Regions from separate parts of the Homo sapiens genome. Here region 2 is linked to region 1. The links are chromatin loops, found by intact Hi-C in ENCODE. Cell type or tissue: A673. All regions are shown on one strand. Links, peaks and the distances in the headings refer to the core of each region. The heading gives the core; the rest is flanking DNA.

The links. Hi-C counts contacts between places; a loop is a spot of excess contacts. Peaks named below come from ENCODE experiments on the same cell type or tissue, not always from the same donor. Only the 100,000 strongest peaks of a DNase experiment are listed, where the experiment ranks them.
Region 2: a loop joins it to region 1, with 7 times the contacts of the local background. A loop is called at or near these places in 1 of 110 quality-filtered maps.

What each region holds. Positions count from the first base shown.
Region 1 is chrX:43,549,305-43,553,696 of GRCh38, reverse strand. No RefSeq gene overlaps it. Among named protein-coding and RNA genes, the nearest start is that of MAOA, 100 kb to the left of the region's middle. In A673, for the core only: no CTCF peak of the experiment used is centred there; a DNase peak (open chromatin) is centred at 1,906; H3K4me3 peaks cover 800 bases; H3K27ac peaks cover 2,897 bases.
Region 2 is chrX:43,454,856-43,459,247 of GRCh38, reverse strand. No RefSeq gene overlaps it. Among named protein-coding and RNA genes, the nearest start is that of MAOA, 200 kb to the left of the region's middle. In A673, for the core only: no CTCF peak of the experiment used is centred there; a DNase peak (open chromatin) is centred at 2,147; H3K27ac peaks cover 3,076 bases.

The DNA of each region.
Region 1 (4,392 bases), core at 154-4,153:
CTAGTGGCTGTGGAGGCGTGCTTCTTGGATTTCCTTTCAATGAAGAACTTGCTGATCAGCTGCAAGGCAAGAAGGACAGCTAGCTGACAGCCTCCAGCTGCTTCACCTTTGGGATCCACTGCAGTGTTTGAGCGAAGACCATGTTTTTCTCAGGCAGCCCCCGACACAATGACTGAGACTGAGCATGGTGAGGATATACTAGGGCCTAGCCTCTCTGCCCAGTGTGGGCCTCTGCTATTGGACACCCTTTGTTTCTGTGCTGTCTATTGCGTTAACCACATTTGCATTGCATTCTGAGGTTCTGCCTGCCAGATTCTGTCCTCTTCCTTCTTTCCTTTCACGAGTCTGATTTTTTTTTCCTGCAACAAAAGCCACACTCAATCACGAGTCTGATTGGCATCATGATCTTTCTATGACTTTCTATGTCTACTCCTGCTTTCTCTCCAGTCATTTTTCACAGGCATTACTCCCCAATACACATCTTATACTGCTAACTTGTCCTTGATGTCTGCTTACCAGAGGACCTGAACTGATACCATTATACTATGGTAAAAGTCATCTACTTTGTGTACCTGGTAAATAGAGCATGTAGACTGCAGCATAGACAAGAAGGAGAAGAAACTATCAGAAATGAGTAGAGATGAAATAACATCCTTCTGGGAGTAATGGACGGTTACATTTAAACCATCAGTGATTGAAACTAGCAGAACAGTTGAGGGAGACTGTAAAACTTCGGTTGAATAGTTGCCTTGTCCGTGAATGTGTTGCCCCTTTTGTTTGAAGGGTGCTGCTCCAACTTTTCTTTCCAAGGTCAAACCCAACCTCTGACCCTTTTGTTATCAATGCATGCTCTGTCTATGGACTGTGATGTGCATTTGTCTACTACTTTCCACTAACTCTAAGAAGGAGAATCACGTTCATAATTAAAACAGAACATTAACTCATGAGGGAAAGGAGAAAAGCTCCTACCCTACAAGTTTTCTATTTAGAAAAACATACTGCAGATATATAGCATTTCCTAATAATGAGAAGAATCATTCATCTCCTCCACTCTCGAATGGTTATTATTTAGCTGGGAATGAAAACACAAAATAGGTCAAAAGGACATAATCTGCAGCTCCTGCACACAGCAATAAAAATAATATGCTTTGGGTTTTTATAATCATCTTAGGTAGCTACTGACTCATTAAGTATGATATGCCCTACAGGTTGTCCTTACTGACACTGAGCCAGAAGTTATAGCCCCATGCTTAAGTGTTTCACAATTACCTTCCTCAGGATGTTAATTATCAACTTGGATTTCTCTCCTGGATGACTCAGTAGGCTATAATAGCCCTGATGGTAAATACCTATGGCAGGGCTGCAAAGCAATCATCCACATAAAGAGGGACTGGGTCACTAAGATAGTAGAAATGGTCGCATAAATACTATTGCCTGACAGGTCTCAGGGAGGCACTCCCTCCAGCTAAGAGAAGCCGTTTGGCATATTCAGCACAATCTGCTTTACTGAACTAGAATTACAAAGGTCTACCACAGCTGCCTTATCTATAGGAAAATATGTCTTGCAAAAGAACTATTTTCCCTTGAATTCTGCTTCTCTTGCTCGTTCACTCACAGTTTAGTGTGCCAGTTGGGTCCTCCAGGAAACAGAAACTGAGATGGAATCAAAAATGCAAGCAGTTTATTGAGGGGTAAATGTCCGTGTGGAAAACAGAGAGGAGGCAGGATTGGGCAGGCACAGCTTCCAGACTATGATACTGATCCGACTCCTGAAGAAAGAAGGAAAAAAGCAGGACTAGGCAAAAGAGCTTCAGACTGCCATGCAAATATGACAAAATTTTGGCCAACCCAGTGGGGAGCCCCAGAGCAAAGACAGTTCATTAGAGAAGTCCCATGGTGCACAGGAAATGGCAGGGCTCCTGCCGAGCTCAGTCATCAGCTGGGGCTTCCCAGGAAGCATAGCCTTGGCTCAAAAGCTGGAAACTGTCAGCTAACTGCATTTTTTTACAGGGGAATGACAAGTACTTTCTTGGAGGGGGATACGAGTGGTACACCTCCCTGGCTGCTGCATGTCATGTCTTCTTTTTGTGAGTGCAAAGTGGATTCATTTTAGGGTTACCCTTGTGGAATACATAAATGCAAAAAATAACAACAGGTGTTAAATACGATCTTGCAGTCTTAAGGGTCAGGGTTTGAGATAAATGACACCAGGGAGAAGCTGAAGGCCTGGGCCTTTCTCCTTTTCCAGCCTAGTGTTTTGTGACCATCTGTAGTTCTATCACTACCAGTTAGACAACCTTTGGCAAATCTTTCCTAACTTCTCTGAGCCTTGATTTCCTGATGTATGATACAGGAATATCATTGAAAGATAATCGTGAGGGTTAAATGACAGGTTTTAAAAATTCTCTGTGCAAAGCATCTGCCATAAGTTTTTAGTGCATCTTCTTTTTAGGTGAAAGTTGACCTTTAAATTAAGCTCAATTAGCCTGATTAAGACCAGTTTGGGAGCTGGAGGTTCAAGAAGAGGAATGTCTGATTATTTGGGGATTATTAAAGTAAGATGTATTAATTAGTATTCACGTCTTGGGTTTCTTTCATTTGCAGCCCAAAATAAGATGAAGCAAAAGAGGGATTTATTGGCTTATGTAAACTGTCTGTAAGAGAGCCAGATATATTACTGGCTTCAGGAACCAGGAGTTGAAATGCTAGCTGACCCTTACTCTTCTCCTTCCTTCTCTGCTTCTCTCTTTGTTTCAGCTTTGTTCTCTCAGGCTATCTTTCTCCTTAAGGCAAAAATCAAGGCCCATATTTCTCTATTGGTGAAACTGGGAAAGTTACCACATTCATATTCATATATGTGAATCCTGGAGCAGCCAGTGAAATATATTTTCTTAATTCCAATTCAGAAAATCTTGTTATAGGCAATCCTCACGCAAACCAGATAGAATGGAGGAGGGTGGAGAAGTTTATCAAAAGAATGTTTTACCCAGAGCACTTTCTTCAAGATCATCACCCCAATCTAGAGATCTCTGCTATACTGTGTCATCAGCCCTCTTTCTTTTTCCATTTAATCTTTAGCAATGAGCTGTAGATTTCATGGTGGTGAGGGGACACATTTGTACTAGAAGATATTATGTGATCGATAATAGTCTTGTCTCTTTTTTTGAGACATAGTCTTGCTCTGTCGCCCAGGCTGGAGTGTAGTAGCACAATCTTGGCTCACTTCAACCTCTGCCTCCTGGTGCCTCAGCCTCCCTAGTAGCTGGGACTACAGACATGCGCCACCACGCCTGACTAATTTTTGTATTTTTAGTAGAGACAGGGTTTCACCATGTTGGCCAGGCTGATCTCGAACTCCTGACCTCAAGCGATCCACCCACTTCAGCCTCCCAAAGTGCTCAGATTACAGGTGTGAGCCACCATGCCCAGCCATCTTGTCTTATTAAGAAAAAAATTTTTCTTAATTTCTTACTGTATATTTTTTTCTCCCATAATTTTATTTCATTTTAATAGAAAGGCTGGAACTTAATTATCTGATGATATCTTAGGTAAGGTTACCCCAAAAGCCGACCCTGAGGCAAGGATTTGAGTAGCAGTACTTTGTTCAGGAGATTATATCAGTAGTTATGGATAAGGGACTGGAAAGGTAAGATGAACATGAAATGAGAGCAGATTACTTATCTGCGAGCACCTGGGCCTCACTTCTGTTGGAGGACTCTGGAAGATAGTTTTCTACATTCAGGGGGAAGAAGGTGAAAATGTTTGTCCGCCAAACTCTCTGAGTGATTGACTGAAATCTACTTCTGAGAATGCTGACTCTCTGATACTTCTAGCCTGCCCCAGCATGATGAATGAGAGGGTAGCAGCAGCCAGAGAAACCCCTCAGGCACAGAGTTACAAGTACCTTCAGTTGGTAGCTGTTGGATTGGCAGGTACTAGAATAGTAAATAATTGTCTATTGTTGCATAATAAATTACTTCCACATTTTGTGGGATAATAATGTTTCTAAGCCATTGTTTCTGTGTATCAGGAAATCAGCTTAACTGGGTGGTTCTGGATCAAGGTTTCCCATAAAGTTACATTCAAGATGTCAGCCAGGCTGCAGTCATCTGAAGGCTTGACGGGGGCTGGAGGATCCACTTCCAAGATGCATGGCTGTTGGCAGAAGGGCTCAGTTCTTTGCTGGCTGTTAGGAAGAGGCCCCATGTTCTTACCATGTGGGCCCCTCATTAGGGCTACTTGAGTATTCTCAAGATATAGCAACTGATTTCTTCAGAGTGAGCAACACAAGACAGAGCACAAGGAGAAAACCACAATGCCTTTTATAACCTAGTATTGACAGTCACACACCGTTACCTAGTCCTGCCATATTCTATTTTGGTAAGAAGGAAA
Region 2 (4,392 bases), core at 97-4,096, 94 kb after region 1:
ACCAGCAGAGGTTCAGAATCCACGGGATTTCCAGATTGTGCCAACAGCATGACAGACTCCAAGAGCATATTGGAGTCAGTGTAAATAGTGGCAGTTTTTCCTTTTGCCAATGTGCAAACTCTAATAACAGCTATAAGTTCAGCAGCCTGGGCTGACTTTATAGTCAGCAAAGAGTATTCCTCAAGCGTTTCATGTGGGGAAACTATGGCATAGCCAGTTATTATGTTTCCCTTAAAATTAAATTTGCAAGAGCCATTACAAAATAGCAGCAAGGCTAGGTTGTCTAAAGGAGAGTCTGAGAGATCCCCTCATGGCTTTGAACCCATTTCTATAGCTGCTAGGCAATCAAGTGGAATGGAATGAGGCTCTTCATCATCAGGGAGGGGTAGGAGTGTAGCAGGATTTAATGTCACAAAGGCATAAGATGATGGAGAGATTGGTTCACAGGGCTTGCTCCTAGGTGCTCTGTCCATGTGTAGAGAGGTGCTGCATCTTAAGAACTTGGAAGAGAGCAGACACAGCATGAGAAACATCGAGGTGGATGGGGGAGCCTAATGTATGGGTGCTGACTTTAGTAATTAGGGCGGCAGCCGCTGCTACTGCATGCAGGCATGGGGGCGTGCCTGCTGCCACAGGATCCCATTGGCATGAGAAATATGCTACAGGTTGTATTTGAGAGGCAAAGGGTTACCTTAGAATACTTGCAGCAACCCCACTATTTTCATGACAATAGAGGTGAAAAGGCTTATCAAAATTAGGTAAGCCAAGAGCAGGGGGTAGGACAATGCTAATTTCAAGGCTTTGAAAGAAGTTAATTTTTCTGAAGGCCACAGAGTGGCCTCTGGAGTGGCATCTAGAAAGAGGGCATAGAGTGGTTTGGCAATAGCCTCAAAATTAGGAATCCATTGCTGACAATAGCCAGCTGCCCCTAGAAACTTACACAGCTGCTTTTTTGTCTTGGGGAAAGGGATGAACAAAATTGACTGGATGCATTTTGGGGTGAACTTCTGAGTGCCCTGAGATCTTTCATGTCCTAAGAAAGTAACCGTTGTTTGCACAAACTGAAGTTTAGACCTGGAGGCTTTATGGCATGGTTCAGTGAGTACTTTTAGTAGACTGAGAGAGTCTGTAGGGGTATCTTCTTTAGTTTGGTTACAAAGCACAAGGTGGAGCGTTGGGTAGAGGCTACAATCCAAGTGGTTTTAAGGATTGGAGAGAATATTGAAGGGTACTCACAATATCCCTAAAGCATGAGAGTCCATGTTAATTGTCTTCCTCTAAATGCAAAGAGAAACTGTGAGTCAGGGTGCAATGGAATCAAAAAGAAAGCTGAGCAGAGGTCAACTACTGTAAACCAGGCTGTATCACCAGGAATTGAGGTAGGGATAGCAGCCAAATTGGGGATTACAAGGTGGTGGGGAATTACAAAGGTGCTTATGGCTCTTATATCTTGCACCAATCAATAGATTTGATTTCCATCTGAATCAAATTTTCCTTCATTCTTTACTGGTAAGATTGGGGTGTTACAGGGTGAAGTGGTAAAAATAAGCATGTCTTATTGCAAAAGGGAGTCTATGATATGTTTGATTCCTTGCTCTGCATCTCATGAGAGGGGACACTGAGCTACTGATGGGAAATATTTGTTCCTTTTCTCTGCAATGCATACAGGTTCTGTACTCAGTAGCAGTCCAATCTCATTTGCATGTGAAGCCTAGGGACTAGCTGGGACATCTTTTAAGATTGCATCTTCTTTAGAGGAATTTAAATCAAGAAGAGTTTCCCTGAGAGAGCAGGAAGCTTGAAGTTTGTTCTGAATGTAGGGAAATAAAAATGCCTTTTTTATTATATTGTATCATAGCACTAAACTTACATAATAAATTTCTACCTAAAAGATTTGCAGGTGAGGAGTCAGAAACTAGAAAGGCACGGTGGGTGTTAAGAGGGCCTAAGGATGTTTGAATGTCCTGAGATATGGGCAGTAAAATAGGTTGCCCAGAGACCCCAGTAGCTTGAATAGAATCAGAGGTAACAAGCAGAGATAATTCCACTGAGCAAATAGTAGAGGAAGTCCTATCAGTGTCAATTAAATCCAGTTCCTGATCCTCTACTTTAAGTTGAATGGTGGGCTTTGGAGTGCAAGGGAGAATCGGCTGACCCCACCAATCAATGGGGTATCGTGCCACAGGAGGGGAAAAATGAGCCTTCTGAGGGTGCTGGGTTTTAGGGAGAGTTCCTTCCTTCCTTCCTTCCTTCCTTCCTTCCTTCCTTCCTTCCTTCCTTCCTTCCTTCCTTCCTTCCTTCCTCTCTCTCTCCTTCCTTCCTTCTTTCCTTCCCTCCTTCCTTCCTTCCCTCCTTCCCTCCTTCCCTCCTTCCTTCCTTCCCTCTCTCTCTCTTTCTTTCTTTTTATAGGACAGCAGTTTTTCCAATGCCCCAGCTTTTTGCAGGATCTGCAAATTTCTGAAGGCAAACTAGAAAAGCCTTGTAGCTGACCAAAGGTATGAGAGGACTTTGAATCATTCTTAGAGGCTTGCCTTTGTTTTTGTAAGAATTCAAGCTCCAAGACAAGAACTGTTGATTTTATTTTTTCCCCTTATTTTCTTGCAAGCTATTTTCAAAGAATTGAGTAGCTGCTTCTATTATAATGCTTAGAGACTGACCAACCGAAACAACTATACTATTTTTGAATTGACTTTTTATATCAGGAAGAAGATTCCCAACCAGAGCAGAAATTCGAAGATTTCTATGCTCTGGAGCTACTGGATCTAATGCCGTATGCCTTTGAAAACCTTGCATAAATTTCTCGACAAATGCCTTGGGGTGCTCACTCTCTTCCTGGATACACAATTTGACCTAGACCAATTCATCTTAGGAGGGAAAGCCTCTAATATTGTCCCTATCAGGCCCTGAATATCAGCATCTTAGCTGAGCTATCTCCTCATTGGCAGGAGGGCCAGGGAGGGGCTCCGGCCATCTGTTCCCTCTGTGGAGGGGGTTTTCCCCAGAGGGCTGTCTGGCCTGTCTGGCCAGTTATTAACTGCAGTATGATCATGAGAGGGAAGTACACCTCTTAGCAGCCAGTCAAGGTTCCTATGAATGGGATTACGGATGGCCACTGATTTCTCCTATTCTTCTCTAAACTTGGTAGGATCTTCTGAAAGTGGAGACAAAATGGCTTTATAATTTAAAAGATCTGTTGCTGTCCAGGAAACAAAAATTCTTTGAGTAGGGGGTCTAAGATACATTCACAGAGAACATTGCGTAGGAAGATTTGGAGCTGATGGAGTCTGATTCCAAGGCCCTGGGAAATAGGAGAGGTTGTAAGGGACAGAAAAAAAGTGAGCCTTGCCGCATGTTCTTGGAATCTGTGCCAGTTTTACTTCTTGGTTGTTAAGTTTTACACAAATGACTGTATGCCTTGGATTTTGAGATCAAGAGGGCTTTTTGTAAATCACCCTGGGAAAAGAAGGTTAAAGAAGGCAGCTGTATATCTAAGGGGCTTTCTGGGGAGGTTGAAGGAGTCAAATAATTTTGTTGAGGAGACAGAATAGGAGGGAGAGGCTGAGGAGATAGGGCTGGATGTTGAGGAGGGGGGTTCAAATCAGGGACCCTGAGATCCAATAGATCCTCTGGTGGGTCAGGGACAGGGAGCTGGGGATAAAGCAGGGTGTAAGTGGGTGGAGAAGGAGGATTTATAGTGGGATCGAGTTTCAATTTGTGTTCTAGGTCTGTTTTTTGCTCTTTAATTTTGTTAAGGGAATTTCTAAGGCTAGCCATAATTTTCTGGGTTCTTCATTCTACCTGATCTTCCCATAAAGGTTGATGTTTTAGAATGAAAGCTCTCTCAAAATTTTTTCAAATATAGTAGTCTTTCTATTTCAAAGGATCTGTCTTTTGGTCATTGACAATTGGGATCTTCATTAGTGTATATATTCCAATGTTCACTTAAGCCTTTTGATGGAGAGACTAGAAGGTAACTTTCCAGGCTTAGAATAAATCTTTACAGGGATGCAAGGGACATTTCTGGAGTGGGCACAGAAGATGCAGCCCCTATGATCTAAAAATTCACTCTCAGAAATAGACTAAGAAAGCAAAGACCTTTGTTGCCACAGGAAATTAAGGAGAGTGTGCAGACGATGTCTCTGGTCTCTCATGGAATGTGAGTCGCCTTTATTTATAAATCCACTAATCTCTGACATCAGGCAGGCAATACTGGGATGGGAGTTTCCCAGCACTGATCCAGACAACAAAAGACTTCATGAGTTGGCCTCTTATAAAACTCCCTGAGAGCTTGGTACATTTGGACAAAGAAAGTGCTGCTTAATATCTTATGTGTCTCAAATCCCCAGTCTTTTCAGACTGGCTGCCTAACACAAACCCAATTCTTTGTGCCCC